2 separate regions of the Mus musculus genome follow, and region 2 is linked to region 1. A link is a loop called in an ENCODE intact Hi-C map of the cell type or tissue named here. Cell type or tissue: gastrocnemius. All regions are shown on one strand.

What was found. Peaks named below come from ENCODE experiments on the same cell type or tissue, not always from the same donor. Only the 100,000 strongest peaks of a DNase experiment are listed, where the experiment ranks them.
Region 2: a loop joins it to region 1, with 2.4 times the contacts of the local background. A loop is called at or near these places in 10 of 42 quality-filtered maps.

Annotation. Positions count from the first base shown.
Region 1 is chr8:90,979,694-90,987,693 of GRCm38, reverse strand. It overlaps Chd9 (chromodomain helicase DNA binding protein 9), which reads right to left. Exons shown (of 40, transcript NM_177224.2): 10 at 4,146-4,232; 11 at 3,289-3,426; 12 at 1,514-1,635. Among named protein-coding and RNA genes, the nearest start is that of Gm39221, 76 kb to the left of the region's middle. In gastrocnemius, no CTCF peak of the experiment used is centred here; a DNase peak (open chromatin) is centred at 4,599.
Region 2 is chr8:91,030,694-91,038,693 of GRCm38, reverse strand. Chd9 (chromodomain helicase DNA binding protein 9) reads right to left here. Exons shown (of 40, transcript NM_177224.2): 32 at 4,450-5,355; 33 at 3,629-3,789; 34 at 2,144-2,368; 35 at 1,119-1,287. Among named protein-coding and RNA genes, the nearest start is that of Gm39221, 25 kb to the left of the region's middle. In gastrocnemius, a CTCF peak has its summit at 4,100; no DNase peak of the experiment used is centred here.

The DNA.
Region 1 (8,000 bases):
TATGTTCAATGCAAGAGAGATGAATGCAAAGACTATTCCATTAAGGCTAAGAATATTCCATTAACAGGGAAATGAGAACTTCAGAAAAGCAATGGAAACAAAGTCCAAAGCTGGCTAGAGAGATGCATGCCTGTAATCCTGATGAGACCATGAGTTTGAGGCTAGCCTGGCCTACACAGTGAGTTCTGTACCAGGATAGGCTCAAGAGTGAACATACAACAGAAATCCTGACTGTAACAGATTGAAAAGAAACAGGGATCAGGGAGCTCGAGCTTTGCAGAGAAGTTACAAAAGGGGCTGGAGGAAGCTAGAGGGAAAAGCAGAGTCAAAAGACATACACTTTTCTATTTCACTTTTATAAATAAATACCCAAATTGTTCATAGATTTAGACCAAGGAGTCTTCCAGCATGGCCTGAAGGTATAAAAGAGGAGAGCTGACTCAAGACTGGACACAGACATGTAGAGCTGCGGCAGCATGGTGTGATCGTGGTTGTGACATGAGGTTAGTGCTATGAATCTGGAGAAGTGCTAGGAGGACCGGGCATGAAGGTGGGCACGCATTTGAGAATGCGAAGCCTACTGTCTCTGGTTTCTTTATGAAGCAGTCCTACAGAGACCTGGACAGAGTTATGAAAAGGTGAGAGGAAAACGGAGAAAATGTAACCAGGTAATACAAAAAGTGCCAATTTCTAAAGTGTATTATTCTACCAGAGTGATTCCCTTGAAGGAGATAATGATTCATATTTATCAAGCACAAGTCAGAGACACACGGCAGGCCATTCTCACTCCTCCTAGTTAAGCCTCATAACTCATCATAACAACTCAGAAGAGTGATTTGAGAATTAAAACAGCAAAAAGATGGATTTTCAAAAGAAGTATCACTAAATTCTTGCTGTCATGTCTAGTAGTAGCATTTCATTTGATATTTGTACATACAAGTGTACTTACATTCATTTTCATTTATGGTACCACCTTTTAACTCCTGTGAAATTATCTTTTTACCTCAATAAATTACCTGAGATATGTTGTATAAAGCATTTTGAACAACTTAAAAAATGAACAATAGCCAAAGGAAATTAATGTTATGTTCCCATAATTTTATGTTCAATTAATTATCTGCTTGTAGTCTAAGTCATTTGAAATTTACATTAAATATTAATGCTCTACCTAACTTCAAAGATGTTAACATACTGACCAACAGATATAATTCTTGACATAAATTGCCTGTTGAAAAGCTAAAACACAGTGAGTATTTTGGGACTATAAGAAAGTTATTTCAAAATTGACTATTAGTAACAAATATGTGAGTGATAGATACTTATAGGAAGCAAAGGTAAAACTGGCATCCAAAATTATAATTCACATTATTTTCCTGAGGTATTATCATTTTAAATAATAAAGACTTCCTGGCACTAACAGTAGAGCAATGTAAGTACCAATTTTTAATTATCATATTTTGGAATATACAAAAATTGGCTATAGTAAAATCTTTTCTTACGATATACTACATACCTATTATACCAATTGAACAAGAGCCAGTTGAGTCCTTCTAGTTGATATTCCCTGAGTTGATTGCCATTTTTATATTCCCTGGATTGCTCTATTTTCTTCCAAATGTTAGAGGGAGGACGGTCCTTTGTGAACAAAAAATAAAGTGAATGATGCCCTTCAGATGCGGATCTTCCATACAACTACTCATGGCAAGCAGCCTCGCTTCTAAAAGAACCTAGAAGCTGAAGCACACAGTATGTGATGAAATTTTACCTAATATTTAAAACTCAAGTTAATTCTGTTTAAACTCCTCCAGAGAATGTAACAGTAAGGCTCACAATGCAACTCATTGTGAAGCCCTGATGCTAAACAGGTGCTATGACAGAAAAAGGAACCCACGCCCATCTTCTTCATGGACAGGTATTTAAATGTTCTTAGCAGGATTTTCACTACATGGACAAAGTTTAAAAAGGGACACATTATAAGTAGGTTTTTTACAAGGAATAGTCATGTAGGCTTAAAGTTTTAAATTAAACAGATTACAAAAACAAAAGGAAATAAAGAGAATTTTAGAAGGTATAGAAAAAGGCACCTGAAAAAAAGAGAATATTCTTTTGTAACAAACTATTATCAACACTGCATTGCAGGCTCAAGGAAGTATCATCAAGCAAGGAAAAGAAAAATGTCATCCAGATGGGACTCACAGAATGTTGACTAGCTGGCCCACAGACAGTTCTGTGACTGCTTCCAAGGCCTAGGAAAGTCAGTAAGGGCTCCCTCACAAGGCTGCACTGCCAACCTGTGCACATAGTACCTCAACTACCACATGTGTGAGCAGAGTGAGGAAGAATGCAGACTGCAGGAGAATAATGTGGACGGCTCCTGAGAAGGATTCTACTTTCATAATACAGGCAATGTAAGCATTAGTCCAGCCTTAGCTCCACTATTTATAATACAGACATTGCACAGTTAATTTATGTAATCCATACAATAAAAGCATTTTAAGTTCCTAAGAGGAAATAAAGCGTAGTATGGAAACAGATGAATTGTATACTTATGAGTAATAACCTGCTTAGAGAAAACATAGGCTTGGTTTGAATTTTTCATACAATGGCGATTTAGGAATGTTAGAGAAGTTGAGAGTAAAATTTATATGAATGATCTGAAAGAGACAACAGGAGACAAACTCAGACAGGGACAACTGGGAGGTTCGTTTCATTTTGTTTGTTTTCCAAGACAGAGTTTCTCTGTGTGGCCGTGTCTGTTTGGGAAGTCATTCTGTAGGCCAGGCTGTCCCTGAATTCAGAGATCTACTTGCCTCTGCCTCCCAAATGCTAAGACTAAAGGTTCCACACCACCCAGTCATGGTGAATTGTTAACTGGAACATATCAGTGAGAGTGGGATTTATAAAGAGCTACTTAATGCAATCTTAAGTATATACAATTACTCAGATAAATTAATTTCGAATCTCTCAAAAACTATGCAAGGACTTAATATTTAGTGAAGCATTATATAGAATAGAAAAAAACAGGACTATGTGGCAATAGAGAAAAGCTAAATTAGTTACATGGGATATTATGTAGCAATTTAAAAGAATACTATATCAGTTGTACACCAAGGACTATATTAACTTAAATTCATGACCGTGGATCTAAGAAATATATGTGCATGCTTAGATGCAAAAAGCCTTGGTTGTGAATGCATATATGCCACAAACACAAAGACAAAGATAACCTTAAACCTGCTAAAATCCAAGGTACTAAGACCTTAAGAGTTGTTTACGAAGGGCTCTCACCAAGTGTCTTGTGTCAGGCCGTGAAGCTTGCAGTTGTTCAAACTCTTCAATTTTTGCAAGATCTACATCTTCTTTTAATTCCCAGGTGCTATCTTCATATGGCAGTGAGCACCACTTTACCAAGTAGTAAATAACAGACTAAAAGAGAAATTGTTTTTCATTTTCCCACTTGGAAAGAAGTAAATAGTTCAATTAGAAAATGTTTATAAAATAGCTTGAAACTAAAAACAAGTGAAACATTTTTTAAAAGCTTTTATGAGTATGTTGGGGTGCCTGCATGTGCATATGTGTACCACGTGCCTGCCAGCAGGTGCCTCCAGGTGTCAGAAGAGGCGCCAGATGCCTTGTCACTGGAGGCAGGCAGCACTGAGGCACTACATGTGCTGGGAACTGACCCGGCCTTTTAAAACGAGGCTTAGGCCTTAGAGTTTGTTTTGTTTTGTTTTGTTTTGTTTGTTTGTTTAACAAGTGTACTAGGTTTGAGTATTTAGACATTTTTAAGGCATTTCTTAGAAAAAAATTATATTTCCTCCCTATAACTTGAGCTACAGATGCTATTGGCTGCTGTGTGGGTTCTGGGAACAGAACCAGGGTCCACTGCAAGAGCAATCAGTGCTCTTACCTACCAGTTTTATTTCCAAGCCTTAGAACCATTCTCCCAATTTTTATTTATTTTAATGTATATTTTGGCTACAGGAATGTCTGTGTACCATGTGTGCGCCTGGTGCCCTTGGCAGCCAGAAGAAAGTGTAAGATCCCCTGAACCTGGAGTTACAGACAGTGAGAGCCACAACTGCCACGTGGGTGCTGGGAATTGAACTCCATCCCCTTAGAGACTAATTTTACTAAGTAATTACCTCACCAGTATCTTTATCTTCACAAAAAGAAACTTCCAATATTCTGTCTACTTCAACGTAGTCAGGGTTAAAGGGTTCTTCTTCCATCTAAAATTAAAAAGCAAATTTCATGGTATCTTATCTGACAAAAAATGGAAAGACATAAATAAAAACAAATACATCTGTTAACTGCAATTACATGTACAATATACAAATTCTTCCAATTTTATTTCCAAAAGCTATAAAGGATATTATGAACCACCATGTTGTAAGTAATACAAGCAAACTAATAGAACTTAAAATACTGTATTCCTGATAGGTAACCTACTCTAGCAGATTTGTTTAAAGCTCTAAATGCAACCTATGCATCTTGCCTTTGCAACTCTGTATGGTAGTTAGACATGGAGACCACGGACTCCACATGCTGTCCCCCTTGGCAGCTGTCATCCTGGTCATCCTTGTCACCTTCATGCATGGCCTGTCTTCCTATGCACTTGTCTGGCTGAGCACCAGCTAACTACGTAGGTACTTCACATTCAGACGCACTTGCCTTCTCTGCCACCTCTGAGCCTCCTACCTTCTCTAACTGGATAAATGGAAACCCTCACTCTCCCTGCTCCACACTGAGTTACCAAAACAGAAGTGATGTGAGATTTCTTTTCCTTCCTTAACCCTGTGATACCTAATAAAGCAGCAATTTGGAGCCAAGCATAGTGGCGCATGCCTTTTATCCTGTTCCTTTCGGGGTGGGGTAAGGTAGATGGATCTCTCAGTTCAAGGCCAGCTTGGTCCAGTTAGAGAGTTCCAGGACAGCCAGGACTACACAGAGAAACCTGTCTCAAAACAAACAAAACAGGGGGCTAGAGAGATGGCTCAGTGGTTAAGGGCACTGTCTGCTCTTCCAGAGGTCCTGAGTTCAATTCCCAGCACCCACATGGCTGCTCACAACTGTCGGGTACTCCAGTTCTAGGGGATCTAACACCCTCACACAGACACACATACAGGCAAAATACCAATGCTCATAAAATAAATAAATAAAGATTAAAAGTAAATCAATCAACAAATCAGCAATTTGTACAATCTGTGTGAGACTGCATCTGTGTGTGTGTAGACATGTACATACATGTGTAATATAAAAAACTGTTTTTTACTATAGTGCCCAAACTGAGTTTAAACTCATGATTGTCTTAAAATAACAGACATTACTGTTATGTGCCAGTGTGTTGGGTTTGATATAAATTCAGTGTATGTGCGTGTGGTGCTGAGACATGCAGTACACACACTCTACCACTGAACTGTATGGATTGCCCTCACTCTCGCCTTCTGCTTTTTATTTATTTATTTTTGGACACAGGGTTTCCCCGTGTAACCCTGGTTGTCCTGGAACTTTCTCTGTAGACCAGGCTGGCCTCAAACTCAGAGATCCCCCTGCCTCTGCCTCCTGAGTGCTGGGACTAAAGGTGTGTGCTACCATCACATGGGTATAGTCTCTCCTTAAAAGCTAATTTAAATTGGGACCAGTCTCACTTATATACATCCTTTAAAGATTTATTGATTGTCCTTTGTATGCCTGAGTCTTTTGCCTGCATATACTTATATTTATATGCACTATGTGCACGCCTGGTGTCTGCAGGTACAGAGGAGGGGGTCGGATCCCAAAAACTTGAGCTAAGGATAGTTGTGAAATCATGTGGGTTCCAGAACTTGTTCTTCTGCAAGAACAACAAGTGCTCTTAATAAATGAGCCATCTCTCCAGCCCCTGAGGTGGATACCAATGCCACAATCCCTTCTACGGAGTCCCTGAACTACTGCCTCGAATTCTTAAAATAGTGTTTTTATTGTCCCCAATGTACTTAATCTTTCTCAAGGACAAACTTCACAGATCACCCCGTTGCTTAAAGTCCTTCCCTCACTCTTCCTATTTGTGGGTGAAGTCCATATTTGCTTGAAGTCCTTCCCTCACTCTTCCTATTTGTGGGTGAAGTCCATATTTGCTTGAAGTCCTCCCCTCACTCCTCCATATTTGCTTTCGAGGAAGAACAGAATTCTCCCTTTTCGAGAAGCATCGTTTCCCGAAGCGTAACACAACCTTAACCGAGACTGCATGCTCCAGAAGGCAACACAGTATTTCCAGAGACCTGCAACACCCCGTATCCTGTCACAGCTTCATAATTTTACCCTCAGCTTCTCTCTGCTGCCTAGACTGCTGCTTTTTTCCCCTGCTTGAGCAATTCCTACACATCTTTGAAAGCCTGTTCTCCACAGCCAGCTTAGCTCTAATTGCCTATCAGTGGTATGATGTATGCTATGTCTTAATTTAATACCACACCACTATTGATACTGGATTTACCTGATAACAATGTGCATAACCCAACATTGGCATTCTCAGAATGAAATGAAAAGAAGAGGTGGTAACTATTTCTTGATGATAGATGGATCCATTTGACATGATTCATGATGTTTACATGTAACTAAAAATCAAATTGTGGACACAAAGTCCGTGCAATCTTTGTCAAATGTAGTTCAATGATAAAAAGAAATTTCAGGGCTTTAAAGAAAAAAAAATCACATAGGTCTTATTTATGATACACCTGAGTCAGGTGAGAAAAAATATCTTTGTAAAAACTGCAGTGATAGTCAAATACTCATAAGACAGGCAGTCAGGGGAATTTCCAACCTGAACAAGTCAGAGACTCTGGAGGAACAGGAAGAACTCCCAGCACCTGAAGTGTTACGTCTTCAGAGTAACCAATTGTTATACAATTTTAATAAGAGTGATATACCGAGGTACAGTGGCTAACATGAACTCCAGAACCCTCAAGGGTGAAGTCAAGACATGTGAGCGGCCTGCCTGGTCTACAGAGCAGGCGCCAAGTCAGCCAAGACTACACGGAACAGATGTGACAGGGACCAACTTTCACCACTAAGCAGCTGCCTTCTGGCCAGATATAACACGGAGCAAGAAGTTCCATACACAGTGAATACGATCCACGAAGAAGGAAGCACAGTCATTGCCCTGGCGTTTACAAGTCACGAATAACCGAGCGTGGTGGCACACCTTTGATCCCAGTACTCAGGAGGCAGAGGCAGGCATAACCTGGTCTACAAAGTGAGTTCCAAGACAGCCAGGGGTACATAGAGAAACTCTGTCTTGAAAAGCAAAAAACAAAAAACAAAAAAAAGAAAAGAAAAAAAAGAAAAATATGGAAAAGATACAAAGTGGAAAAACAGACCCAAATTAAAGGAAACATAACAACTAAAAGTAACACACAACGTTGAGCTCTGGTACATTTCTGATATAAAAATTCTGGTACAATGATTTCTGAAAAACAAATAAGGCCTATTGGTAAAATAATAATTGTACTATGGTTATGTAAGAGACCAAGTACTATAAATATATGTTAGAAAAAAAATTATATGTATGATATTTAAAAAGTTGAGACAATGGCTAGAATTAAAGTAAATAGGGTAAATATGAAAAAAAATCTAGTTAAAATGTGAAAATTTGTTGTGATATTTTAATAACTATCTTGCTCAAGTAAAAGTTTAAACTGAAACAAAATTAAAAAAGAAAAAAAGCCACAAAACTACAAGGTAGTGGTCTGCAAACGGGCAGGGTGACCGCACCAAGGTCAGGGCTATCCTGATCCACTCATAATCCAGTGAGTTATGAGTGAGCTCCAGGCTAGCTGGGGCAGCATAGTGAAGCCTGACCAAAAATAAGTACATCAAAGATACGGGAAAAAATTAGAAAAGGACATGAGGCTGTTCAGTGAGGCCTAGACATGAACAAACCCTTTTCAATGCTATACACTTACACCAAAGTTCATGACAAATAAGGGATATGTTTCATATTCTAAAAATTATGTCTCCCA
Region 2 (8,000 bases), 51 kb before region 1:
ATTGTTTTCAAAATGCTATGATTTAGCATGCAGACAAAGGAAGGGCAAAGCTAAGTCTATAGTGCTTTCAGAGGTAGAACTCCAATCTTTGAGAAAAGAAACAAAACAGATCAGGGAAAATGTACTTCCAAATTAAAAGATATTTTTTCCCTGAAACTTAGACCTGCCTGGCATAGGGCTATCTGAAGTGGAAGAAGTCTTGTCTTGAAAGGGTCTGTGGAAACTGAAGAGACTAGTCAGAAATAATCATGTCTGCTTGGAGCATTTTAAAGTGTGCCCCTACACACACACACACACACACACACTCTCTCTCTCTCTCTCTCTCTCTTTCTCTCTTTCTCTCTTTGGTTTTTTGAGACAGGGTTTCCCAGTATAGCCCTTGGCTGGCCTGGAACTCACTTTGTAGACCAGACTGGCCTTGAACTCAGAAATCCACCTGCCTCTGCCTCCCGAGTGCAGGGACTAAAGGTGTGCGCCACCACCGCCTGGCTCCCCTGCACTCTCTTAAGTTTTAGTCTTTTACCAACAACCACTATCATGTGACTTAAATTACTGTTTGAAGCACAAAATATACCACCTTCCCAAAACTACTATAACTTTTATCTGTTAAAAGCTACTTGACAAGATGGTATCTCCATTCAAATACTTAAACTTCTCAAACTAACTGCTATAATTCAAAATGTCATACTAAAGTTCAACAAGGCTGGTGGTGCAGTTCAGAGGTAAAGTGACTGGCTAAGCATACATAAAAGTCCTGAGTGTGATCTCCAGAACACACACACACACACACACACACACACACACACACACACACACACACACACAGAGACAGAGGCGGGGGGGGGTAGATACGGATACAGATAGGCAGACAGGCAGGTAGACACACACACAGTCTGACAGACACAGACTGATAGACACATACGCACAGATACACACACATCATATACACATATTCTAGGAAATAATAATATTTAATATTATGCTGACTACTTTGTAGGTGTTAAATAGGTCCCCAACACTAAAGAGAAAATGAGTTTTTATGTCAAATGTGTATAAAAGAAAATTTGGAAATGGCAAGGAATATCTTGTTAATACCGAGTTCCCATTTGCACATTTACCTGACGCTGGCACAGCTTTGGGGAGGTTAACAAGGCTAGTCTCTGATGTGCTCTGAAGCTCCCGAAGGCGAGTGAGGTACTGCTGCTGACCCAGGGCGCCATCTTCACCATCAAATGGTCTTTTCTGGGCAAGCCCCTGCTTCTGAAATGTCAACTTCAAGCCACCTTCCTATTAAAACAAAATTCAGAACCATTATCAAGACAGAAAATGTTACCAAAAACCTTACTATAGGATATCAAGAAAGATATTTTACTTAGAAAGAGGAAGGCAAAGTCCCTGACACTCCTGAGGTTCTCCCATTCAATCCAATCAACAGGAAAAACACTCATCATTTTTATGACTACAAACCAACATTTTTCACGTGGGAAGCACATGACTGTAACATTTCCAGGGCAGACAGACATCGCTAGGCACGTTATTTATGGCACTTTTAGCGACATCACTCTTACACACACACACATATACTGGCATGACTCTTCCCTGTATGACATACGGTCTTCCCATGTGCCTCCCCCTCTCCCTGCGCCTTCCTAGCCTTAAAGGGCCAGTGTTACATGTCTGTCTTCCACACTAAAGCTCACCCATATTTTTGATAACAAATAATTAAACTTCAAAGATCATATTAAAAAAGCATTCCTAATAATGGGACACATTAAGTGTTTGAGAAAGTACGTACATTGATATACCACATAAATATTTTAAAATGCCAGAACAGAAATAGTCACACGCTTCAGGAAACACCTTGTGCAGAACCATTCTCAGGAGAGAGGCCTACTTAGTGATGAGCGCTTTAATGGGATGCTCACCCTGAACAGCCTAGCTACAGGAAGGAAGCACTGCAGTACCCTGAGACAAGGATGTGAAGGAAGGGAGGAAGGAAGGAAGGAAGGAAGAGTGAGAGCAGGCAGCCACTGCAGAAAAGCATGCTGCACACCGCAATCGCAACCAGGCCCTAGGGCAATAAAAATGCACATACGTCTTTGATTTTCACTGTAAACTCCTTTTCTCGTACATGCTTCTTCACCTTTGACATCTGTGCTGACTGCTCGTGCTCTTCTCTGACAGCAACGGCTGGGGGTGTGGGGACGCTGGGCTCGCCGCGTTCTGTAGCTGCTCCGGGGCTATCCAGCAGTTTGGTGGTATAGAAGGACGCCACCGTGTTAGCATCATAATGTCTTCTAGCTGACGGCCACTTCCCTTTCAGAACTGTCTGACAAATACTGTCCAGGCGGTTGATCATTACCCGGTCCTAGAAAAGCAGGGAACATCAAGGTACTCTTTAGTACTTAGGCCAGACCTTTGCAGACCAAATAACCTAAGAGCTTTGATGGTTTAAGCCAGGTATAACAGTGTGTGTAGTATGCTTATATATTCTCATATGTATTATAATTCTGTACATTATTTAAGTACAAATTCCCTTTGGTGAAGTTCAAAAGCATTATACCACAAAGATATATTTACTATTTTAATATTTTATTCCTTCAACGAAGTCTTACGCATTGTAGGCTGTCCTTGAAGTCACTAAACAGTCCAAGGGACCTCCCACTTGCTTGAATTATAGAAATGGAATATAAATGTGAACCACAATGGTTGGTTAAACCTGAGGCTCTGTGCATGTTAGCACGGTGCTCTATTAGTGGAGCTGCCTTTACAGATGCAGGGTACAAAAGTAACACGTAGGAATATAGAAAGAGAACAGGCTCGTCCATTTCTAAATTCTCAACCTCATTTCCAAAGGCGCCCTGTATTAGTCTAGTCACACATGGGGATTACAGTCATACAGCTGGAGCTGCTTGTACCCCAGAATGTACCTATTTAAAATGAGCTTTTTGGTAGGTTACAACTACAAACGGTATTTACCGTCCTTCATTCTAAACATTCTAAAGTTACACCGAGAAGCATACACATGTATGTATAACTCATTTAATAGGCAGTAATAATTTAACCTTTTGATGCAAACACCAAAATGTCATCATAAATTTATAGTGGCCAGGCTGGAGAGATGGCTCAGTGGTTAAGAGCACTGACTGCTCTTCCAAAGGTCCTGAGTTCAAATCCCAGCAACCACATGGTGGCTCACAGCTACCCATAGTGACATCTGATACCCTCTTCTGGTGCATCTGAAGACAGCTACAGTGTACTAATGAGTAATAATAAATAAATAAATCTTTAAAAAAATTTATAGTGGCCTATTTTTTCACCTAAGACTATCCACCATTAGGTCAGATGTGGTGGTCACACCTTTTATCCCAGATTGGCAGGGGCAGGGGCAGGGGGCAGACAGATGTCAGAGTAGAAGTTCAGTCTGACTCCCAGAGCCATACAGTAAGACCTGGTCTCAACAACAACAACAACAAAACAAACAAAATACAAAAGAATGTCTACCATCAAAGCTATTCAGGAGAGGAGAGGAGAGGAGAGGAGAGGAGAGGAGAGGAGAGGAGAGGAGAGGAGAGGAGAGGAGAGGAGAGAAAAGAAGACATGTCTCAGCAGTAACCTCTTCTTTTACCTTTGGCCAATATGAGGCTGCCAGCATATATCCACCTTGTAGCAGGTAAGCAGACTCTGGCGTTCCATTGTTTGCCTGGAAACTGTCCTGAGTTTCATCTTGGGTCGTGCTCAGTGATGCGACACTTTCCTCATCATAGGCTTTCCTGTGAGGCGTGCCTTCTAAGGACAATAGTTACAGTCACTCTTTAAATCTACATCAAACAATTTATGCATACTTTTACAATCCTATGTAATTTCTTCAATTCCCCACAAGTGTCCAAGTAAGATAACTCTTAGCATGCTTGATGTCAGAGCCCTGGGGAAGATGGGGCTCTTTAGGACTGCCAGAGCCATCCCTGCACAAGCTCGATGCTGACTCCTTTCCTTGTACCTGAACTGCTGTTGCAAAGGCACCCCAGAAAAAAGCCACCTGAGGCTACTCTGCTGAGGGGCGTAAGCTCTTCCTGTGCGTCCTTCTACAGACTGTAGGCGGCAGTATGGAGTATGGTACTCTTGTTTGTCTATTTAATCTAAGGTTCCTGGTGGTTGCTGTAAACATTATTTGCTCATAATAAACTTGTTCTGGGGAAAGCAGCAAATTTAAGGCAGTCATAAAGAAGGCAAGCCGTTACGCAAAACTTCAGACTCCCCTGTTCAACTAATCTACAGAACAGGATTATGTAAGGAACTCCAGTTTCCTCCTCAATTATGCTTTTCTAAGACAATTTATAAGCATAAAGTTTAAGCTTACAAAGTTAAGCATGCTTCAGTTATGTAAATCAAGTTCTCTACATTTTCACTTGAAAAGCGGTCATAAAGATAACAAATGTGTGCATGTACCTCGCTTCTGGACATCTTCTTCACTGTCACTTTCTTCTGATGATGATGAAGAAGATGAGGAGGAGGAGGAGGAAGATGAGGAGGAGGAGGAAGATGCCGAAGAACAAGATGAGGATGACGAAGAGCTAGAGCCTGACCGAGAGTGTGAGCAGGAGGAGGAGGAGGAGGAGGAGGAAGAGGATCTGGAAGAACACGATGAGCGCGCAGAGTCAGAGTCAGAATCAGAGCTGGACTGGGATCCTCTTTTGTGGACTCTCGGTTTCTTAGAAGCTGGGTTTGGAGTTAGGGGCTCTGTTCTGGCTGCAACCATGCGTCTGTCTGTTTCACTTTTCCCACCAGACTTCTGGTCTCCAGTAGCCTGTGATAAAACACCGTTCTTTGGACTTACAGGCTCAGATTTAACTCGTGTCCTTGTTTCCATAGAAGACATAGATTCTTCTTCAGAGGACTGGGGCTCTTCTGTGAGGCTTTCACTCTTAACTTTCATATCCTCTAGAAGAGTACCTTTAGCACCTAGCAGTCTAGGCAAAGAGGTAAGAGGAGAAGCAGAAAGTGCTACTTGGTATTGCTGTAAAAGTGGGGCAGAAGTCCTTGAGTGAGCCGCCTTACTCTGATTGTAGTTCCTCTGAGCTGCCATAAACGAGAGTTCAGGATCACGGAGAATGTGGTAGTCGGTCCGGCTGACCCCATGTTTGGCAGCACCAATGAGCAAATCCCTATCATGAGAGCCACACTCCCACCAGATAGGTAAGTCTGGATTTGGATGGCAAAGCTTCAAGCGTTCAAACAACTGTGGGTGACGAAGGGCCTGCTCCCGTACTTTTCTTAGAAGTTCAATGCGATATAAAGTTCTAGAAGCACGTTCCTCTGTGATTGGTTGAATAAAAATATTTGGATCGACCAATTCTATATTGAAACAAGGACCAAAATGTTAATCTCAAAAATGCTTTATGGAAGATTTAACACGCGATAACTTTAAAAGCCTCTACACAGTATCACTATAATTTCTAGGACCGTAAATGTAGAAATTGTTTTTAAAATTACTAAAATCATGAGACAAAATATCTATATTTTAAAATGAGTAACATGATCATTTCAGAAGTATATTGCCATAAATAGGAATTTGTTTTTAAGAACTTTTCTAACCTTACTTGTAAATACATCTAGTGATACCCAATAAACAAATGAAATCTGTTTATTAGAAACAAAATGTCTTTGTAACCTGTTACCTTATGCAAATTTCATAACGCATAAGGTAACTTAGGTTACAAAGACATTTTGTTTGTTTGTTTTTTAAACCAAGGTCTCTGTCTATATACCTGGCTGCCTGGAACTCACTGTGTAGACTAGGTTGGCTTTGAACTTAGAGATCCACCTGCCTCTGCCAACCCACATGTGCCATGCCACCATGCCTGGCAACAACAGGATTTTTAGATTTTTAACGTTTGTGGGAAACATGACACGAGTTACTAGGGAACAGAGTTCAGCTTCAGCATTAGATCACAGGACATTTGTTCTTGTGCAGTCCTACCTTTGGTTTTGGTTAATGGCTCTTGGAAGTCACTTACAAAGATAATGTGTTACTACACTAATGCAAGAACCAACCTGTAGAACTCATAATAAAAACATGTACAAAGTTTGAGCAAAAATAAAGTATTGGGTTTATAGTTTATAGGTTAATATATAAATGACTCTAAACGAGGAAGACTTCTTCCTTACAATGGAATTTCAGAGAGAATCTATTACTCACAAGATTGAGTATACAGAAAGCACTAAAAACAATAGATTAATTTTTTTATTATTTTTTATTCTATGCATCTAGATTTTTTTGCCTGCACTCACATGTGTGCAACTATGTGTGTGCTTGTTGCCTAAGGGGGCCAGGAGAGGTTGGTGAGTTTCCTGAAACTGGAGTTCCTGACGATTGTTGGCCTCCATGTGGGTGCTAGGAGTCAAATCGGAGTCCAACAAAGGAGTAGCCCATGCTCTCAACCACCGAGTCATCTTCCAAGCCCACAAACAGATTTTTTAAAGTTTGAGCAGAAATAGGATTTGTGAGATTCCAAGCTACTTATTAATTACATGGGAAACATAAAGTAGAGAAATACATCATAAACTACCTTGGCTTAGTGATCCATAGGAGTACCACCCTGACGGCACAAACCTTACAACATTATTGACATAGAACCTGCAACAAAGTGGGCATGGGGGCACACAGCTTTCATCCCAGCAGTGGGGATGCAGAGGGGGGTGCATCTCTGTGAGATGGAGGCTACAACACTGTGCCAATCAAGAACTTGTTTCAAAAAAGAAAAAAAGAAAAAAGAAAATGACACACTGTCCAATCCTATGAAAACTCAAATTGGAACAGAAGGAAAGATAGCAAAATGACTTAAGAGACTTAGGTCCTGTACAACAAGGAACAATGAGAATATCCAAGTACCACTTGGGGGTCTGAGAACACAGATGTCTGTCAGGGAAGCCAAGTGTGGGAGAGATGTCTGTCATCCCAGCCCTGAGAAAGAGGCAGGAGTACTGTGACCCATGGCAAGTTGAATTACAATTGGGGACAAGGCCACTTGAGCTATATGGCAAGACCTTGTCCCAGAACAAGCATCAATTTCCTCCCTCCTGAAATGTATAGGGGTAAAAAACAAATCAAAACAAAATAAACAAACAAACAAAAAAACAGGTAAAATTCGAATAGCTGAATCCAAGGATTCAGTGAGCATACTATTTGGGAGGTTGAACTGTATCTGTACTGAATATATACAATTGTTTTTCTTGCCATTATTTTCTAGGAACACAGAATAATAACTATTTATTTAGTACCTACACTATACATATGAATAAAGCAGATTGAAACTACCCTGAATTTCCTGACACTGGATAATCAAGAGATTTGCTTCATGATTTGGCAAACTGGCAATAAATCTGTTAGGAAATAAAAGCAGAACCACAAGCCCAGCCCTACCCTGCTTTTGTGTCCATCCAGTTCTGTGTCCTGTTTTTACCTGAAGCCCATCAGGCACATGGAGGCATGGCCAGCACTGGAGCACAGCGGACTGACCAGGGGCTACATCTTTAAAGAAAGCTCAATTGCTTAAAGCTCCTTAGCTAGGATGGGATGTTTGTCCATGCCCTCTCCGAGTTGGGGTTACATGCTGTAACGATTTAGAGACTTGAAAGACTGTAAGAGCCAGAGGCAGTGGATGGCTACAAGGGAGTAGTGTTTTCTTGAAACAGTACAATTCACTTTCTTTTTGGTTTTTGTTAGAGACAGGGCCTCTTCTCCATAGCCCTGACGGGCCTGAAACTTACTATGTAGACCAAACTGGCCTTGAACTCAAAGATCACCTGCCTCTGCCTCCTGATGCTAGAATTAAACAAGTTGTTTTCTTAATCTTTGGTGGGTGTCTTTACTCTTTATCTCACTGCAGCAATAGGGCCAAGGGACAGGAGTCTATCAGTATAATTTATTTACAGTTCTAAAAAGTTAGAATTTCTTAAATGTATTATTATTGTTTCTTTGATTTCTACAGGGGAAACCT